Regions from separate parts of the Homo sapiens genome. Here region 2 is linked to region 1. Evidence: read pairs that join two places in POLR2A ChIA-PET (ENCODE). Cell type or tissue: Panc1. All regions are shown on one strand. Each heading gives the region's core, and the rest is flanking DNA. Links, peaks and the distances in the headings are about the cores only.

What was found. ChIA-PET counts read pairs that join two places held together with the same protein. Peaks named below come from ENCODE experiments on the same cell type or tissue, not always from the same donor. Only the 100,000 strongest peaks of a DNase experiment are listed, where the experiment ranks them.
Region 2: POLR2A ChIA-PET joins it to region 1 with 16 read pairs; 2 of 35 experiments call an interaction of 5 or more read pairs at or near these places.

The regions. Positions count from the first base shown.
Region 1 is chr11:70,295,018-70,305,596 of GRCh38, forward strand. All of the region lies in intron 2 of PPFIA1 (PPFI scaffold protein A1), which reads left to right. It overlaps LOC107984346 (a long non-coding RNA gene), which reads right to left. Exons shown (of 3, transcript XR_001748288.2): 2 at 6,060-6,148; 3 at 2,848-3,065. Among named protein-coding and RNA genes, the nearest start is that of MIR548K, 16 kb to the left of the region's middle. RefSeq lists an enhancer at 7,252-7,751. In Panc1, for the core only: no CTCF peak of the experiment used is centred there; no DNase peak of the experiment used is centred there.
Region 2 is chr11:70,513,250-70,523,828 of GRCh38, forward strand. The region is part of intron 17 of SHANK2 (SH3 and multiple ankyrin repeat domains 2); the gene reads right to left. Among named protein-coding and RNA genes, the nearest start is that of SHANK2-AS1, 110 kb to the right of the region's middle. RefSeq lists enhancers at 4,971-5,472, 10,141-10,579. In Panc1, for the core only: no CTCF peak of the experiment used is centred there; a DNase peak (open chromatin) is centred at 5,162; H3K27me3 peaks cover 204 bases.

The DNA of each region.
Region 1 (10,579 bases), core at 1,821-9,820:
ATTCCACAAAACCGCCATTGTCATCCTGGCCCGTTCTCAATGAGCTGTTGGGTACACCTCCCAGACGGGGTGGTGGCCGGGCAGAGGGGCTCCTTACTTCCCAGTAGGGGCGGCCGGGCAGAGGCGCTCCTCACCTCCTGGGTGGGGCGGCTGGCCGGGCGGGGGGCTGACCCCCCCACCTCCCTCCCGGACGGGGTGGCTGGCCGGGCGAGGGGCTGACCCCCCCACCTCCCTCCCGGACGGGGTGGCTGGCCGGGCGAGGGGCTGACCCCCCCACCTCCCTCCCGGATGGGGCGGCTGGCTGGGCGGGGGGCTGACCCCCCCCACCTCCCTCCCGGATGGGGCGGCTGGCCGGGCGGGGGGCTGACCCCCCCATCTCCCTCCCGGATGAGGTGGCTGGCCGGGCACAGGGGCTCCTCACTTCCCAGTAGGGGCAGCCGGGCAGAGGCGCCCCTCACCTCCTGGACGGGGCGGCTGGCCGGGTGGGGGGGCTGACCCCCCCCACCTCCCTCCCGGACGGGGCGGCTGGCCGGGCGGGGGGCTGACCCCCCCACCTCCCTCCCGGATGGAGCGGCTGGCTGGGCAGAGGGGCTCCTCACTTCCCAGTAGGGGCGGCCGGGCAGAGGTGCCCCTCACCTCCCGGACGGGGCGGCTGGCCGGGCCGGGGGCTGACCCCCCCCACCTCCCTCCCGGACGGGGCGGCTGGCCGGGCAGGGGGCTGACCCCCCCACCTCCCTCCCAGACGGGACGGCTGGCCTGGCGGGCTGACCCCCACCTCCCTCCTGGACGGGGCGGCTGCTGGGCGGAGACGCTCCTCACTTCCCAGACGGGGTGGCTGCTGGGCGGAGGGGCTCCTCACTTCTCAGACGGGGCGGCTGCCGGGCGGAGGGTCTCCTCACTTCTCAGACGGGGCGGTTGCCAGGCGGAGGGTCTCCTCCCTTCTCAGATGGGGCGGCTGGGCAGAGACGCTCCTCACCTCCCAGACGGGGTCGCGACCGGGCAGAGGCGCTCCTCACATCCCAGACGGGGCGTCGGGGCAAAGGCACTCCCCACATCTCAGACGATGGGCGGCTGGGCAGAGACGCTCCTCACTTCCTAGATGGGATGGCAGCCGGGAAGAGGTGCTCCTCACTTCCTAGATGGGATGGCGGCCAGGCAGAGACGCTCCTCACTTTCCAGACTCGGCAGCCAGGCAGAGGGGCTCCTAACATCCCAGACGATGGGCGGCCAGGCAGAGACGCTCCTCACTTCCTAGACGGGGTGGCGGCCGGGCAGAGGCTGCACTCTGGGCACTTTGGGAGGCCAAGGCAGGCAGCTGGGAGGTGGAGGTTGTAGCGAGCCGAGATCACGCCACTGCACTCCAGCCTGGGCACCATTGAGCACTGAGTGAACCAGACACTGTCTGCAATCCCAGCACCTCTGGAGGCCGAGGCTGGCGGACCACTCGCGGTTAGGAGCTGGAGGCCAGCCCGGCCAACACAGCGAAACCCCGTCTCCACCAAAAAAATACGAAAACCAGTCAGGCGTGGCGGTGCGCGCCTGCAATCGCAGGCACTCGGCAGGCTGAGGCAGGAGAATCAGGCAGGGAGGTTGCAGTGAGCCGAGATGGCAGCAGTACAGTCCAGCTTCGGCTCAGCATCAGAGGGAGACCGTGGAAAGAGAGGGAGAGGGAGACCGTGGGGAGCGGGAGACCATGGGGAGAGGGAGAGGAGGGAGAGGGAGAGGGAGAGAGGGAGGGAGGGAGGGGGAGGGAGGGAGAGGGAGAGGAGAATTTTCTTTATCACATTTGTTTCTTTGCTTATGGAGAGGATTGCTTGTTAATGTGGTGTGATATTGAGGTTGTGTGTAAGAGCATGGCCTCTGGGTCTGCGCTGTCCCCTTAGCTCTCCGCTGCTCACTGTGAGACGTGCCTCACAGACTCGTGGTGAAGATAGTTAATTCATGACGCTCTCAGAAGAGAGCCTGGTATTTAATAAGCATTCAATAAATGTTAGTCATTCTTCTGATAGTCATTATTGAATGGGCTAAAGAAGTTTGGTTTTGGCAAAGAATGCTTTTCCCTGTAATTCCCAAAGTTAATTGTGATCAATAGAAAACAAAACCAGAGAGGCCGGGCACGGTGGCTCACGCTTCAGGCTCCCAGCACTTTGGGAGGCTGAGGTGGAAGGATCACTTGAGGCCAGGAGTTCGAGACCAGCCTGAGCAACATAGCAGGACCCTACTTTTACAAAAAATCAAAAAGTTATTTGGGCGTGGTGGTGCGTGCTTGTAGTCCCAGCTACTCAGGAGGCTGAGGCGAGCGGATCGCCTGAACCTAGCAGGTTAAGACTGCAGTGAGCTATGATCATACCACTGTACTCCAGCCTGGGTGACAGCAAGACTTGTCTCTAAAATGAAAAAAAAAGAAAAAATGAAAAAAGATGTAAACAATATGGAAACATATGGTGTCCACAGTAACAGTCTCTCCTTGTACTCAGTGTGTCCACAGTGGGTGTATTGTCTGAAGGGTGCATTCATGTGTGAGAAGAATGGATGAAATTCAAAATTACTCATATTCAAAATATGAGTAATGGGTAAAATAAGCCTGCTAAGTCAAAGGGCTTGTTACACACTACCTGTGTGATCTGCACAGAAAAATTATTGTAAGGATTCTGACTGGGTCACAGTGTCTCTGGGAAGGTGGAGAACCAGGTTTGGAGGACACTGGTTAGCCAGGCCCTGCTAGCCGGGCCCCATTTCCCCGTAATGTCTGTGCTCCGAGGTTGTCACCAGCAGATGCAGGAGAGGCTGGGAGAGCAAGTTTCTGGTGCTTTCAGCCCCTCGTCTGGGCCACTTGCTTTTCCTCAAGAGTGGACCATTTCCCATCCATAGGAAGAGGCTCAGATGCTGGGTGGCCAGCATGCCTGACAAATGGCAACAGCATGATAAAACCCTTGACAGCTGTGCCTCGAGATCTGAAGAGAGCAGTTTCGCATTCGCTTACATGGTGGTGGTAATGCTCCTTCCCTCTAGAATTATCAGGAAAAAATGCCATGTGATTCTCTCCTCTCTGCTCTGACTTTCCTCTAGAAAGAAAAAAGAACACATATTGAATGAAAATCCAAATCAGATGTTTGGGTTTCCTTCCTTCCGTCAACTTTTCTGTTATATCACTGCCCATGTTACTTTTATTCCTGTTCCTGATTATTCCATTTCAAGGAGAAAGGTTCATAAACAAGAAATATTGCCTTTTTGGTTGTGTGTAGTGGGGTGCTGAGCTGAGTGGTAGAAGGCCTATGCAGGAGGCAGTAGTGGGTGGGTAGAATAAAGGTTTTACATCGGAAAGAATCTACATTCCAAGGTTGTTTTCTTGTGCAAACCATAGAAATACTTGTTCCTGAAACAGTTTGATGATGAATTAGGAGACTGCTTAAAAGCACATTCCTGTAGATAGGGTCTGGGTGCTTTTCACAAACCCATGAATGCCTGGCACTTTCTTTTTTGTGTTCCCCAAACTATTTTTACTATAAATGGTTGTTATTAAAAGGCCCAGGTGCTGCCAGGAAGTGACATTTTCTAGAGTGTACCTAGAAGTGTTCATCCCAGAACCTGTTCATTAAAAGACTTCCAGGCTGATCTGTCCCACGGTGCTGGCCTGAAAACATCAGCTGCTGCTCAGAGGGCTTCCCTGGGCTCGGGGAAGAGCTTCCCTGCCTCCCCACCTTAGAGTGCTGGTTCTCCTGTGCTGTGACTCACTATGGGGATTGCTGTTACATTCATCTTTACGATTCTCTTAGAAGTTTACAGTGATACTGCATAAAGAGATACGGACACTTACCATAGTAAGTTACAGTCACTTTTTAAACTGTCAGTAATTTAGAGGGTAAGTGTCTAGATACAGTTATTCTGTCATCATTGAACAATTTTACCATGCCTTTTTATTTAAAGGAACATGTTCTGGGCCGGGCACAGTGGCTCACACCTGTAATCCCAGCACTTTGGGAGGCTGAGGCAGGCGGATCACTTGAGCTCAGGAGTTTGAGACCAGCCTGGGCAACATGGCAAAACCCCGTCTCTACTAAAAACACAAAAATTAGCCAAGCGTGGTGGTGCACACCTGTAGTTCCAGCTATTTGGGAGGCTGAGACAAGAGGATCACTTGAGCCTGGTAGGTTGAGGCTGCAGTGAGCCAAGATTGCACCACTGCACTCCAGCCTGGGCAACAGAGTGAGTCTCCGTCTCAAAAGAAAAGAAAGAAACAGGTTCTGGGTAGGCCTTTTGTTAGCTGCAGCTTTAGAATAAAATGGTTTTCTTTTTCTTACAGGGGTCAGACACCATAGGATAAAATGTTAATACCGTGCTTCTGCTGACATCTCTCTGTTTACTACTCAACACTGGCAGGCATTAGGGATTTCTTTTCATGTTAGGTAAACCCCTGTGAAAAGAATCAAGGGAAAGGTAGCACTTGCTATCCACAAAGATACTGTTCTCGGACAGTTACTTTCATCTGAACAAACCCTCTCCTCGGCCCCTCCAGCAGCCTTTATCGTGGGGTCTTCTTCCCTTCTGGATGCTCCGGGGACCTCAGCCCTGTGTTTTGTGATTGTTTCAGACGTGTCCATTGGGTGTCCTGCTGTCTCTCCTGCCAGAACTGTGCTCTCCTTCCCTTCCAAGTCAGCATTGCCCTCTGCCTCTCATCCAAGCTTCGCTCTTGGCCCCTCTGCTCCCCTGCTGCCACTCAGAGGCTCTGTCAGGGGTTTCTTTCCTGATCCCCCTGATACACACTCGCCTTTGATGTTCTCGTCTCAGAGCCGGGACCTCGGTGCCTGTGGTCCAGGCTGTGCTTCTGCACTCTCCCTTTGGAGTCCACCCAGCACACTTGCCACAGCCACCAGCCTAACCTCAGCCATCGCTTTGGGAGGGTTTGTTCAGTGTCTGTCTAGGCGCAGGAACAGAATCTCGACTTGCTTAGCCCGGCTACCGACTCCGTGTTTTGGCTCCCTCCACCTACCCCACAGATCTCCCTCCATCAGTGCCAGCCATGCCCTCTGCCCCTTCCACCCGCCCCACAGATCTCCCTCCATCAGTGCCAGCCATGCCCTCTGCCCCTTCCACCCGCCCCACAGATCTCCCTCCATCACTGCCAGCCATGCCCTCTGCCCCTTCCCATAGGCCTGGACTCCCTTCTCCTGAGATGTCCCGCAGACTCCTCTTCATTACCATGCGCCCCTCAAAGCCAAAGTCAAGCCTGCATGGTTTCTTCTCACTCCTCATAGGTGCTTTTTCTCCGCCAGTTCCTACTGGGATTCAGGGGCTTGGGGCTGATTTTACTATTTATTCCTTTTATGTTTACTCAAGCTTTTATTTTTTTAATTTTTATTTATTTATTTTGAGACGGAGTCTTTCTCCATCATGCAGGCTGGAGTACAGTGGCCCGATCTGGGCTCACTGCAGCCTCCGTCTCCTGGGTTCAAGCACTTCTCCTGCCTCAGCCTCTCAGTATCTGGGACTATAAGCATGTGCCACCATGCCCACCTAATTTTTTTTTTTTTTTTTGAGATGGAGTCTCGCTCTGTCGCCCAGGCTGGAGTGCAGTGGCGTGATCTCGGCCCTCTGCCAGCTCCCCTCCTGGTTTCATGCCATTCTCCTGCCTCAGCCTCCCAAGTAGCTGGGACTACAGGCGCCCGCCACCACGCCCAGCTAATTTTATGTATTTTTAGTAGAGACAGGGTTTCACCATGTTGGCCAGGATGGTCTCGATCTCCTGATCTTGTGATCCGCCCGCCTTGGCCTCCCAAAGTGCTGGGATTACAGGCATGAGCCACCGCGCCCGGCCTACTCCAACTTTTAAAATGCTACCGGCTTTAAGAAAAACACAGATGAAATATTAGGATCAAGATAAGCCATGAGGGGGCAAAAGAAACCACCAAAAGATACCCTGGGAGGTGAGGCCAGCATGATTCTCTCCATTTAAGGTCATGGGTTTACTGTGTAAACAGGCCCTTCATTTTTACTAACTGCTGCAATGGCAGTCTGTTGTTTTCTGCCCAGTCACTCCTTGTTCCCTCTCGCCTACATACCTGTTAGAAGTTTTGGGTCCTCTGCGTACCAATTTTCTGATCTTGGCCAAGATAGTTCACCTCTAAGACTGTTTTGCCATCTATAAAATCTGTAAAATAGAGATACTACTTATTACCCAATAAGTAGACTTGATGAGAACTAACATAAAGTATCTACCATGCTAGCCTGCACAAAGTAGACATTCATTTGATGTGAGGCATGTCTCTGCAAACCACTCAACACAGCCCCCAACACAGGGAAGATGGAGAGAACTCAGCTTCCCTGCGCACTTGGTTTTGGTCCTCACCATGGTATCTTCCCCTGAAGATAACATCTGCATTGGGCTGCGAGTCCCAAGCCACTTACTAGCTGAGTGACCTTTGTACCTCTCTAATCTGCCTGGGTCTGTATTCTAATTTGTAAAATAAGGTAATTATGAGTGCCTTACTGGGTTGCTGAGAGTAAAATGTGATAAAATATATGAAAGTATTTTGAAAATCATAAGGCATTAGACAAATATAGTTATTGCAGTTTACATCTTTTGAGTACCTAGCATATAGCACCTTAGAAATATTTTTTTGTTCAGGAAAGTGCTTGAATTAATAGGGGTACTTGTTCTTAAGCTTATATGTCTATTTAGTAAGCTTAATAGAACCACAGAGAGGAAATTCTTAATAAAGGACCTTCGTTTACAGTTGTGTATCTGAATCTTTGGCTCATTTTGAGATGCCTTCTTGTTAAAGTAGAGGGTGAAACCATTCATAGAGCTCTCGTCAGACTGCTTTGCCAGACGCAGTACGCAGCACATGAATGTTTCACGGGACCACCGTGCAGTAATGTGAGCTGTCAGTATTACTCAGTTAATTCCATATGCAGTGACCGTGTGAACATGGCTGCTTTGCTCGGTTCCTTGTTGTGGCTTGGGGTTTTAACAGTGATGGGCACAGCCTTTCAGCTGGGAAGCATGGAGTCTAAGTGGACTCACGAAAGTGCAGTGAAGCGGTGGCTGTGCAGTGGCACAGTAGACAGAATCCAGCATAGCACAGGAAAGGAGCTGGCCAGGTTGCCCTCAGGGGCCAGAAGAGCCTTCCCAGAGGAGGGGGAATGGTTGAACTGAGGGTTGTGAGGTCCCATTCAGCATCAAGGGGATCGTGGGGATGGCAGCAGTGGGAAGAGAGGCTCGATTGGAGGAGGGAGCAGCCAGCAGCTTCGTAGGGTGGGGCAGCCACACTGGTCCTTAGAGGGGATGCTTCCCCAGGGAGCAGTGGGAGAAGGGTGGCTGACCAGGAAACAGGAAAGGCATGGAGGGCTGTGAGCTCACAGGAAGGTGGCTATCCAGGGCTGGAGTGCATTCTCTGAGAGCCTCGTGGGAGGATGGAGATGGGCAGTGGAGTCTGGGCGGGCAGAGGGAGCACACTGCGGCAACAGAGCTGTGAGCTGGAGACAGGGCACTTGAGACGCTTCCTTGGTTGACAATAAACCCTTTCTTTTTATCATTTCTGCCAGTCAGTTATGTCGTTTTCTGGTAGGCAATGTCATGCTTGTTAAGAAAACTGCATGAGACAGAATCAAAAGCTTTAACAAGTCCATTTATATTTATACATTCAGCCTTAGCTGTATGGTCTCGAACACTAGAGTGTTGTGTTTTCTTGACTCATCAGCAGAATATCAGGAATGTAAATGTAAATGTAGCCGTAGATACTCTCAACACCATTTTTTTTTTTTTTTTTTTTAAAGACATGTGATCCCAGTATGTTGCCCAGGCTGATCTTGAACTCCTGGGCTCAAGCAATCCTCCTGCCTCGGTGTCCCAAGTAGCTGGGACTACATTTGTGCCACCACACCACAGGAAGAAATCCCTAATAAGGCGTCTTTCAGTTACAGCTTTATACGTAGACCTTTGATTCCTCTGAGATACCTGTTTATTAAATTAGCAAACTTCCCAATTTTGACCTGACATCTCTAAGACCATGTCACAGGCTGAAAGGAAAGTGGCAGCCCAGTTTTCCTTGGTCTTGCGTATGCTGAGGCTTGAGTTTTCAGTTGTGGTCTCCCATGTCTGTTAAAACACTGGCCAGCGTTCTCAGTTGGCGTACCTTGCATTCTTTCAGCATTGCACTGTGGTTCTAGACCCCGGTCTGACGCAGTGTCGGGCAGCCCTACCGCGTGTTCGAGTGCTGCTCTTCGGTAGCACTTGGTCTAGCAGAATATACCGAGTCCTGTCTGCAGAACCTTGACAAGTCTTGGAAAGCGGTCTCAGAATGCTTACTCACACACATCTGGGACATTTCCAATTTAATAAATGTCACGGAAAAAGTTTGGCAGATTGTTTAATTACATGTAAAAGCTGCTTGTGGCTTTCCTTGCTAATATGAGCCTGAAAAATGCTAACTACAATTGTTATGAAATCAGGGAAAGCTTGTGCATACCCTAAGGTTTTTCTGGAGAATTGCTTACCTGTGAACTCTAAAGCCATTCCTGAGCGGTGCCAAGTGTGATATTGTAGCATAAGAAGAGATGTACATTTGGTCTGTGCCCTGGCCCCTGGCACAGAGCTTCTCAAGCTCCTGGACTCTCTGGAGTACTGAGAGTGTCCTTATGTGCTGATCAGGTGACTGGTGACTGGCTACCCCCTAGGTAGCCTCAAGGTAAGGACTGGTAACTGGAGGCCTGGCACGGTGGCTCATGCCTATAATCCCAGCACTCTGGGAGGCTGAGGCAGGCGGATCACTTGAGGTCAGGAGTTCAGGAGCAGCCTGGCCAACATGGTGAAACCCCGTCTCTACTAAAAATACAAAAATTAGCCAGGCGTGGTGGTGTGTGCCTGTAATCCCAGCTACTCCGGAGGCTGAGGCAGGAGAATCACTTGAACCCAGGAGGCGGAGGTTGCGGTGAGCTGAGATCGCGCCACTGCACTCCAGCCTGGGAGATAGCGAGACTTCGTCTCAAAAAAAGAAAAGACAAAAAAAAAAGAAAAAAGGAGTGGTCACTGGAAAGACCTAGGCAGGATTAGAGGGTTAGGACTTTGAGCTCCATGCCCTAGCTTCTGTTTGAAGGTTGGGTTATCCAGTGGCCAATGATGTTAATCAGTCATGCCTATGTAACAAAGCCTAAAACCCTAAAAGGATAGGATTCTGGGGGCTCTGGGTTCCTGAACATGTAGCAGTTTCTGGAGGGTAGTGCCCTCAGAGGGCATGGAAGCTCTGCACCCCTTCCCACATACTTTGCCCTGTGCATCTCTCCTTCTGCTGTTCACCTGGGTCCTTTGTGATAGCCTTTAAAAAAAAAAAAATTAGAGATGGGATCTCACTATGTTGCCCAGGCTGGTCTCAAATTCCTGGCCTTAAGCAGCCCTCCCGTCTTAGCCTCCCAAAGTGCTGGGATTACAGATGTGAGCCAACATGCTCAGCCTGTGATATCCTTTATAATACATGGGTAAATGTAAGTAAAGTGCTCCTCTGAGTTCTGTGAGCTGCTGCAGCAAATTTAATTGAACCCGAGAAGGGTATCATGGGAACCCTGATTCATAGCTGGTTGGTCAGAAGCACAGGTCACAACCTGGGACTTGTACTTGGCACCTGCAAAGGACTGGGGGAGTGGTCTTGTGGGACTGAGCCTTACCCTGTGGGATTGATACACTCTCCAGCTGGACAGTGCAGAATTGCATGGAATTAGAGGCACACAGCTGCAGAACTGCATGGAATTAGAGGCACACAGCGGCAGAATTGCTTTACACCCCCGACATCTGGTGTCAGCAGTGGTGGTGTGTGTGGAAGTAGGGAAAACACTTTGATTTTTCCTATCCTCATTAGCCAGGGAGGTCAGCACCCCCTCATTTTACTAGAGAAGTGGGGATGTTAATCAAGTGCCCTGCCCTTCTCAAGTTCAAGGTGCCTGAGACACTGGCACCCCTCCTGTCACCTGCATATATTTACTTCATGTTTTGATTGTCCCATCACTGCCAGCATCACCAGGCATGACCACCGTGTTCCAGAGCATGGTGGCAGTTTGTGAGTGACAGAGTGGCAGCCAGTGGCCTAGTGTCCCGCAGGCAGAGCAGACTCTTTGTTTCTCCAAGGCAAGGATGTGGCAGTGCCACCAAATGGTCGTGTCAATTGATGCCCAAATGGCTCACCAAAAGCTGAGTGACAGTTGCCACAGCAAAAAAAGGGGAGAAAACATAGGTTCAGAATTTCTTGGAAATGTTTGAAATGCATGTGATAGAACTCTAGGTGGGAAATTGGCTTGTTAGATACAGTAACTTAGCATGCAACTAGAGTAAACAGTTTGACCTACCAACCCACCGACTCATCTGTTTATTTTACTTCTTTTTTTTTGAGACAAGGTCTCACTCTGGCCAAGCTGGAGTGCAATGGCATGATCACGGCTCCTGCAGCCTCGACCTCCTGGGCTTAAGCGATCCTCTCACCACAGCCTCCTAAGTAACTGGGACTGCAGAGGCACACCACCACGCCTGGCTATTTTTTTAATTTTTGTAGAGATGGGTTTTCACCCTGCTGCCTGGGCTGGTCTCGAACTC
Region 2 (10,579 bases), core at 1,448-9,447, 220 kb after region 1:
AAGTGAGGGGAGAACTCCAGAAAAGAGAGAGCCAGAGAAGGGTAGTTTCATATTCTGTGTGTAAACTTCTCATAGGTCTTTGGTTGATGTCTGAGCTGAGCTGTGTGTGTAAGGAAGACTCAAATAGGCTTGCTATGATAAGGCTGAAATTTGAGCTGCTGCCACTGCAGGGCAGACAAAGGTTGCAATTTGAGTTTAACCAAACTCATTATCAGCTAAAACAAAAACATTAACACCCATCAAAGGAATGTAATATAATCCAGAGTTGCCAAAGCATAACATTCACGAAATTTGGGATACAACTCAAACTTATTTAGCAAACCCAGAGATGACCCAGATGTTGGAATTATCAGAGAAGGACTTTAAAAAACAGCTACTGTAACAATACCCAACTAGGTAAAGGAAAATAGGCTTATAATGAATAAAAGACAGGAAATCCCAAGGAAATTTTAAAAAGAATTATATGGAATTGTTAGAAATGCATCAGCTGGGCTTAACATCAGCATGGATATGACAGAGCTAATTATTAGTGAATTTGAAGACATGCCAAGAGAACATATCCAATCCAAAGAAGAGAGAAAAAAAGATTTTAAAAAGTAGAACAGAGAGTATTAAGGATCAAAAGGTCTAACATAACGTGAACGAGAGTCTCAGAAGGGGGGAAAATTAGAGTCAAAGAAGACAGAGAAAATGAGTCATAAAAAATACTTGAAAAAATGGTACCCAAGGAATTCCCCAATTAGGTGAAGGACATAAATTTATAGATTCAAGAAGCCTGTGAATCCCCAAAAAGATAAGTATTTAAAAAATTATATAGGGACATTATAGTCAATTCTGCTCAAAGCCAAAGACAAGGTGAGAATCTTAAAGCAGCCAGAGAAATTATTTACATTATTCACACTCTAAATAAAAATGACTGAATGATTGCAGACTTTGCATCAGAAACCATGGAGAAGAACCTCTTGTAGAAGACGGCGGAACAACATCTTTAACAGGTGAAAGTAAAAAAAACACAACTAGAATTCCATTTCTGGTGAAAATTCTTTAAAGAATACAGGCAAAATAAAGACCTTTATAAAAAAATGAAAACCAGGTTATTTGTTGCCAGAAAGCCTGCACTAAAGAACGTTCTTCAAGCTGAAGTGAAGCGGGACTGGATCTATGGATGGCACAAAGGGTGCCACAAATGGTGAACACCTGGATACAAAATAAAAGATGATTCTCCCTCTTAATTTTAAAAGCAGATATCACTGTTTTAGGCAAAAATAATACTGATTTTGGGGTTTACAAGTGTGTAGATGTAACACACATGACAATTATAGAATAAAGTGAGGCAGGAGTGAAGAAGATGCATCTATATGGTTGCTGGGTTTTTATATTTTACATGGAGTGTACAATTTGAACTCTAAGTAGACTATGGAAAGCTAAGAATGTATACTGTAATCCTTGATCCACTGCTAAAAGAATGTGAAGAGCTACAGTGTAACGCCAATGGAAAAATTAAAATAAGGTTCTAAGAATAGTTAAATAATCTAAAATAAGGCAGAAAAAGGGAAAAATAAAAACTGAGGAGATAAACAGAAGACAAACTTGTAAACCTAGATGGAACCACATGAACAATTCTATTAAATGTTAAATAGAATAAAACTCCAACTAAACATCAGGCCTTATAAAATGGTTTAAAAAGAAGACCTAATTATGCTGTCCGTACACTTTCAATACAAAGACACTGAGAGGCTGAGAGTTAATAAATGAGAAAAGACAGTTCCTGGGCAGAATGGCTGTTAATATCAGACAAAATAAATTTTTGACACAGGGTCTTGCTCTGTCGCCCAGGCTGGAGTGCAGTGGTGTGATCGTGACTCACTGCAGCTTTGACTTCCCAGGCTCAGGTGATTCTCCCACCTCAGCCTCCCAAGTAGCTGAGACCACAGATGCATGTCACTATGCCTAATGATTTTGTATTCTGTGTAGAAATGTGGTTTCACCATGTTGCCCAGGCTGGTCTTGAACTCCTGGGTTCAAGTGATCTGCCCACCTTGGCCTCCCAAAGTGCTGGGACTACAGGCATGAACCACTGCGCCTGGCCATTCAATGACTTTTTAAATATTTCTTTTATTTTCTCTTTGAGGTATCCTTATTTTATACACAGTAGACCGTCTGGACTGACCTTCTAATTTTATTATCTTCTTCGAAGGCCATATCTTTTTCTTTTCTGAGAAATTCTTTTCAAGTTTATCTTTCAATCTATCTTTCAAATTTTTAATGCCAGCCCGGAGCGGTGGCTCATGTCTATAATCCCAGCACTCTGGGAAGCTGGGGTGGGACGATTGCTTGAAGCCAGGAGTTTGAGACCTGCTGGGCAGCATAGTGAGACCTCGTTCCTTGAAAAAAAAAAAAAAAAAAAAAAACATTTAAAAGTTAGCCAAGTATGGCAGCACGTGGCTGTGGTTCCAGCTATTCAGGAGGCTGAGGTGGGAGGATCCCTTGAGGCTGAGGCTGCAGCAAGTCCTGATCACACCACTGCACTCCAGCCTGGGCAACAGAGCGAGACCTGTCTCAAAAAAATTTTTTTTATACCTGCTATATAATATTTTTAATTTTCAGGAACTCTTATTTTGTTCTCTGATCATTTCAGAAAGAACATTTTACTTTTTTTTTCTTTGATCTCACTGAGCATATTAATAATACATTTCTTAATCTTACTCTTCCTGCATACTGGTTTCTTCAGTTGTTTTCAGTGTGTTTGTTTTGGGCCGTATTTCATATTAGTTCATCAAATGTCTGATGTTCCTTGGAAGGCAGCTCATATTTCAGAGTAGCTCCTAAAAGACTAAGTTCGATCACAGCCAATTATTTTGTGAATACTGACAAATGGATCCTAAAGTTTATATGGAAAGCTAAGAGGCCCAAAATAGCCAACACAATATCGAAGGAGGACAAAGTCACAGGGCTGACACTCCCCAACTTCAAGAGTTACTATACAGCTACAGTAATCAAGGCAGCGGGGTACTGGTGAAAGAACAGACAAATAGACCAATGATCAGAATAGAAAGCCCAGAAATAGACCCACACAAATAGAGTCAACTGATCTTTGACAAAGGAGCAAAGGCAGTTCCATGGAGAAAGGACAGTCTTTTCAACAAGCCATGCTGGACATCCACATGCAAAAATGAATGTAGAGACAGACCTGAAATCTTTCACAAAAATTAACCCCCAGTGGATCACGGACTTAAATGTAAAAAGCAAAACTATGACACTTCTAGAAGATAAGAGAAGATCTAGATGACCTTGAGTTTGGTGATGATTTCTTAGATACAACACCAAAAGCATAATCTATAAAAGTCAAAATTGATGTTGGACTTCCTTAAATTAACTCTGCAAAATGCACTCTGAAGAGAATAAAAAGATAAACCACAGACTGGGGGAAAATCTTTGCAAAACAAACACTTATCAGATAAAGGACTGGTATTTGAAATACAAAAAGAAAGAACTCTTACATCTCAACAGTAAGAAAACAACTGAATATAAAAATGGGGCTGGGCATGGTGGCTCATGCTTGTAATCCCAGCACTTTGGGGGGCCGAGTCGGGTGGATCACCTGAGTGAGGTCAGGAGTTCAAGACCAGCCTGGCCAACATGGTGAAACCCCGTCTCTTATAAAAGTACAAAAATCAGCCGGGCATGGTGGCACACATCTGTAATCCCAGCTACTTGGGAGGCTGAGGCAGGAGAATCGCTTGAACCTGGGAGGTGGAGGTTGCTGTGAGTCCAGATGGTGCCACTGCACTCCAGCCTGGGCAACAGAGTGAAAAAAAGGGCAAAATATCTGAATAGACAACTCACCAAAGAAGATACACAGATGGCAAATAAATGCTCCACATCATGTGGAATTAGCAAATCAAGCCAACAGTGAGACACCACTACACACCTATGGAATGGCCAGAATCTCAAACACCGACAACAGCAAATGCCGGCGAGGATGTGCAGCAACCGGAATGCTTATCGTTGCTGGTGGGAACCCAAAATAACACAGGCACTTTGGAAGACAGTTTGGCAGTTTCTTACAAAACAACACACTTTTACCCTATGATCCAGCAATTGTGCTCCTTTGTATTTACCCAAATGAGTTGAGAACAGGTTCATACAAAAACCTGTATGCCGAGGTTTAGAGCAGCTTTATTAATAATTGCCAAACTTGGAAGCAACCCAGATGTCTTTTGAGAGGTGAGTGGACAAACACACTGGTCCATCTAGAAAACGGAATATTAGTTAGCACTAAAAAGAAATGAGCTACCAAGCCATGGGAAGGCCTGCAGGAAGCTTACAAGCATGTTGCTAAGTGAAAGAAGCCAATCTGAAAAGGCTGCACACTGTATGATTCCAACTACATGACATTCTAGAAAAGGCAAACTATGGAGAAGGTAAAAAGATCAGTGGTTGCCAAGGGCTCAGGGGGAGGGAAGGAAGGTGGAACAGAAGCACAGAGAATTTTTGAGGCAGTGAGGCTGTTCTGTTTGATACTATAATGGTAGGTACAGGATATTATACATTTGGCAAAACCCACAGAATGTACACCAAGAGTGAACCCTCATGTAGACTACGGGCTTTAGTTAATAATGGTGTATCAATATTGGCTTCTCAACTGTGTGGGACATTTGCTACAATTGACAAGCCAATTGAAAAATAGGGAAAACAGGGAGAGATATAAGGGGGTATGTGGCAAGTCGGTACTTTTCACTCATTTTTCCCCATAAACTCCTCAAAATATAAAGTCTACTAATTAAAAAGAGGCTCATTTCTACAAGTTTTTATTATGGAAGAAGCCCAATGTTACATGACAGTAGAGAGATGAGTACCCTGAGCCAGTGCTGTCCCTTTAGCCAGCGTCAGCCACTGCTGGCTCCGAGAGCACCCACCCAGCCCCTGGGGCGATCATATCCCTCTGCGTTCCCTGGAAATGGCTCAGCATGCTTTCTATGAAAAGACAGAGACTCTTATTAAGAAGAAACACAACTGAAGTGGGAGGATTGCTCGAGCCTGGGAGATTAGCTGCAGTTAGCTGGGATCACACCACTGTACTCCAGCCTGAGCAACAGAGAACCTGTCTCAAACAAAACAAAAACCAAAAACCACAATGCCATTCTCATGCCTAAAAAGCGACTGCATTCCTGGTATCATGAGGCACCGCGTCATGGCTCAGGCTCCCTGAGTGTACAGCTGGTTTACTTGACTCATGAGCAAGATGCACACGTCACATCTGGCTGGCACGTCTCTGAAGCCTTTTTACATCTCTAGGCTTTCCCCATTCCTCTTTTATCCCTTTGCAGTTCATTTGCTGAAGAAACCGAGTCAATTGCATCCTGCGGCATTGCTTCTATTAGTGGTGGTCAGAGGCGGGATTGCATCCAGGAGCCCTTTGCAGGCGGTGCCGGGCATACCCACGCCAGGAGCCCCGGCACAGCTGCTTGGGTCTTTCTGCGACGAGACAGCACCGGTGGGTCAAGCACCCTCAGCCTGTCCCACTCCCCGTCAGCTTGCCACTTAGTGTTTTTAGCAGCCACTGGTAAATGCCATGCCCAGATCCTTCACCTCCTGGGAGCTGCAGAACGCTGATGTTCAACTTCTGTTGCTCCTTCTCCACTTACTAGTTGGAATAATTTTTATTTTAACTTCTTGAGACAGGGTCTTGCTCTGTCACCCAGGCTGGAGTGCAGCGGCATGATCTTAGCTCACTGCAGCCTTGACCTCCTGGGCTCAAGCGATCCTCCCACCTCAGCCTCTTGAGCAGCTGAAACCACAGGTGTGTGCCACCACACTGGGCTAATTTTTGTATTTTTTTGTAGAGATGGGGTCTTCCTGTGTTGGCCAGGCTGGTCTTGAACTCCTGGGCTCAAGTGATACACCTGGGCCTCCCAAAGTGCTAGGATCATAGGCATGAGCACTGCACCCAGCCACACTAATTTTTAAGAAGAAACTTTCCCTTTTCAACACTTGGATGACTCTGAGGCACAGTGTATGTGAGAAGGCCCAGATACGGGCCGGATACTCGCCTTTCATCAGTTTTCATGTGAATGAGTCACTTCTTTCAAGTGACCAGTTCTTTAAAAAGTGTCATTATGGGCGGGGCATGGTGGCTCACGCCTGTAATCCCAGCACTTTGGGAAGCAGGTGGACCATCTGAGGTCAGGAGTTCGAGACCAGCCTGACCAACATGGAGAAACCCTATCTCTACTAAAAATATAAAATTAGCTCGACGTGGTAGTGCATGCCTGTAAACCCAGCTACTCGGGAGGCTGAGGCAGGAGAATCGCTTGAACCCAGGAGGCGGAGGTTGCCATAAGCCGAGATCGCACCATTGCACTCCAGCCTGGGCAACAAGAGTGAAACTCCGTCTCAAAAAAAAACAAAAAGTGCCATTATGAACTCAAGAATGTTTATAAGAACATAGCTGATAAAAGTTTGAATCCACTACAATTACTATTGTTTTTATTTTATTTTATTGAAACGGGGTCTTATTCTGTTACCTGGGCTGGAGTGCAGTGGCATGATCTCAGCTCACTGCAGCCTTGATCTCCTGGGCTCGAGTGATTCTCTCATCTCGGCCTCCCAAGTAGCTGGGACCCAGGACCACAGGCATGCACCACCATGCCTAATTTTTTTTTTTTTTTTTTTTTTTTTAAAGGCAAGGTCTCACCATGTTGCCCAGGCTGGTCTCAAACTCCTGGGCTCAAGCAATCTGCCTGCCTCAGCCTCCCAAAGTGTTGGGATGACAGGCGTAAGCCACCACGCCTGGTCTAGTCTTTGTTTTTAAACAAATCTTTTATTTTAGAATAGTTTTAGATTTACAAAAAACATTGTGAACTCAGTATCTGGAGTTCCCATACACTCCACACTGTTTCCCCTATTATTAGCATCTCACACTGGTATGGGACATTTGTCACAATTAATAAACCAGTATTGATATATTTCATTAACTAAAGCCCACATTTTATTCGGATTTCTCTAATTTTTACCTGACGTCCCTTGTCTGTCCCAGGATCTGTCCAGAGCACCACATTACGTTTAGTTGCTGCTCTAGGCTCTGCCTGCTGGGATGGTTTCTTAGACTTTGTTTTGTTGACCTTGACAGTTTTGGCTGCTGGTCAGGTCTTTTGTTCTACCCCTGAATTAAGATTTTTTTTCCTCATTATTAGACTGAGGTATATATGGGTGTTCAGGAGGTAAAGAGCCATTCCTGTCACATAGTATCGAGGGCACACACTGTCACCAAGACTTTTCGCTGTTGGTGCTGGCCCTGCTCGCCTGGCCAAGGGAGGGCTCACTGGGCTCCCCCGCTGTGAAGTTACTCTCCTTTCCCTACTTTCCACACAGTGCTCTCGAAAGCAAGTCACTGCATACTGCCCACACCTAAGGGGTGGGGAGTTACACACCACCTCCTTGAGGACAGAGTATCTTTGCACATGTTAGGGAAGATTTGTCTATTCCTCCCTTTATCTTTCAGTTGTTTATTTATCAGTGTGGACCCATGAATACTCATGTTGTACTTTGAATGATAACCAAATGTGACTTTATTTTCTAGCTCAAATTGTCCCGGCCGTGGTCTTTGGGAGCTCCTTGGCCTCTGGGAGCTCCCTGGGATTTGCTCCAGCCTTTTGTTTTTTGACCACTTCCTTCCTTTCCGGTTCTACAGGATGCTCTAGGCTGCTACCTTTTGCCGTGCTTTCGAATCCTCCACTGTGCTGTATGAGCAGCCCTTCCTCACACTGGCTCCTGAGCCCATCACATGTGACTTTGTGTCTTCAATACCTTCCTTGCTTTTGGATGTGACAAAATATTCTACCCTCTTCATGATTATACTGATAGCTTCAACAGAAATTTAGGATGATGCTGTTTTTACTTATTTTCTTTTATATTGGTGTCTCTTTCTCTTTGCTGAAAATCTAGGTTCCTAATGACTGCCATTAAGGTCATGATCTATTTGCTCTATCATTTATTAATCATCTATCCATCTATCATTACTTTCAGACTAACACCACCAATGTCATTACTCATAACAGGATTACCGAAAAGAGGTTATGATTTCTTTCCAGTTTGCAATGACATGCAAATTGCCACTTGACATAATTTGTTAATGCCATTAATTTAATTAGCAGTTATGTTCATTTCTATTATTTTGTTTTGGATTTTGAGATTTTTGAAATTTTGACTGTTTTACAATTACGTGAAATATTTACTCAATTCCAAAATTGAACCTGCTACTCTCTCTCTTCTACTTCCTCTTCTTGTATTCTCCCCCTTGAGGCAATGCTAAATTAAAACAAGTTATTTTGGTGGATTATCCTTCCATTAAAAAGGAGAAATGAGCAGATACCTGTGTGTTTCTGTATGTGTATGTGTGTGTGCACGTGAGCATGTGTGTGGGTGAGTGTGAGCATGTGTGTGGGTGAGTGTGCACGTGTGTGTGCACATTCCCTCCCCACCTTCCTTGGGTAAACAGCAGCACGCTGGTCACATTCTTCTCGCCTTGCCTTTCCCACGTAACAACACCCCCTGGAGACGGTGCCACGGCAGCTCCCAGAGACGCTCCCTGCACCTGACTGCAGCCACATGTCCTCGCTGCAAGGCTGTTACGCGGCACACACTGCAGGCTCCTACTGGTGGGTCTGGTGCTTAGTGTTCTGCTCTCCAAACAGAGCTGAAAACAGCCACGTGAGTCCTTGTTCTAATTTTCCGAGTGCACCTTTGGGCTATGTTCACATCTGTGGGGTTGCTGGCTCTAACGGTTTCTTATCCAAACTACCCATCAGCCCTTAGCCCAGGCTACCTCCACCTCCTAGGCAGAGGCCACAGCCTCTTGCAGTTCCGCCACGTGATTCTGACTGTACCAGCTTTCCCCACCACAGCCCCGCTCCAGCTTTCTGAGGCCTTTGAGTCCACTTGCTGTGCAGCCGCCATCGCCGTTTCTGCTCTGTCCTTGTTGGTCTCTGCCTCTTTAAGGATGGCTTATCCTGCTGCGTGCATGGCTGAATGCACGGCTTAACCTCTATCTAGATTTGATTGATTGGCAGTGTCCCTCTTTTGCTGGACGTTGCCAATCAAACCTCTAAAAATTCATTTATTCTTGAAAAAGATACAAGAAAGTACCAAAGGGGTGGCCACAGCATGGCTGTCCAGGCACGGGCGCCCTCCCAGGGCAGCCACACTTCTGCACGTGCAGGGTTCTCATTAATTCTTAGCTTGTCTCCAGCCATGGCTTATTCAAACCCCGATCTTATTTCCTCCTTTGACTAGAAAGCTCTCTGGTGGTACCCCCTCTATCGTCTCTCATCCTACCCAGGGCCTCCGAGTCCCTGCTGGCTCAGGCTTTGAAAGCCCAGGCCCCTTACCCGGCTCCAGCTCCGCGGGCTGGCCGGCCACCTGCTCACACTGTCTAAGCTTTTTCAAGGCTGTCCTTGGCATCCATTCGGACCGTGTCCCAGTCCCTCAGTTATTGCAGCCATCAGAGGGGGAGAGGAAAGAAGGAAGAGAAGGGCACTGCCCCCACCTCCAACCAGGCGGCATCATTTGAGACTCGTGCAGAAGGGAAGCCGCCCCAAGCCAGCCAGGCATTTGGGCCCCTAAATGCCACAGCTCCTCTCTTAGCGGCCACAGTTGCCCCGGCAACGTGCGGCCGCGGGCAGGCTACCTTCACTGAGGCCTCCCTCCAGACCCGCAGCTCCAATCCACACCCTCTTTGAAAAATGTTTACACACAGTGCCACGAGGTCTCCGGCAGAGGGCTTGCGGGTGCAAGGAAACCCACAGGCCCACACCTGCAATGCTGGTGTGGGTGTGGAGGGGCAGCTGCTTGTCTCCTGCTCCTCCCCGAGCATCAAAGCACGCGGGTGGCACAGCAGGGTGTGCTTCTGCATCTGCCCGGGCCAGCTGGCTGCTGTGTGCACACCGGGAGGCCTCTCTGTCCAGAGCACCAGGAGGAGGCTGGCCTCACACCTCAATGCGACTGGTTACAAATACAGATTCCCAGCCCTCACAGCAGCAGGTGCTCTATAAATACTATTGAGCAGTTCTCTTTGGGACTGTGGTAAAACACAGCAGGGTAGGAATGCCTGGGTTCAAGTCTCAGCTGCCCCACTGTCAGGTGAGTTTGTGACCTCAGAGCAGGGCTCTGGCCCTCATCAGCTCTATCTGCAGCAGGGGAGCAGCAGTTCTGGCAGTCTATCCATGAGAATGCCTGAGGACGGGTGTGTGACTGGAAGGGGGGATGCAGAGGCCCTGCTCTGCTGGGGAGGATCCCCGGTGCTGCCCCGAAGCCCTGTACTGCAGCCCGGCTTTCCCACCTAAGCAGGCTTTGTCTATGGTCCTGCCCCCTCCCTGGCTGTCCTTCCCATGTACCCTGTGCAGCAGCCGGTCCTGGAGGGCAGTGTTCACCGCTTCCTGTGTCAGGAGGCGCTCGCTGCTGGGGCTGGGCTGTGCACGAATCAGGGGCTGTACGGGATTCTCAGTCCACTATCTTGTTCTCAACAAGAATATCCATAATTTCAGTTCAAAGCAGTGGAAGAGCATCATATGGAGGCAGA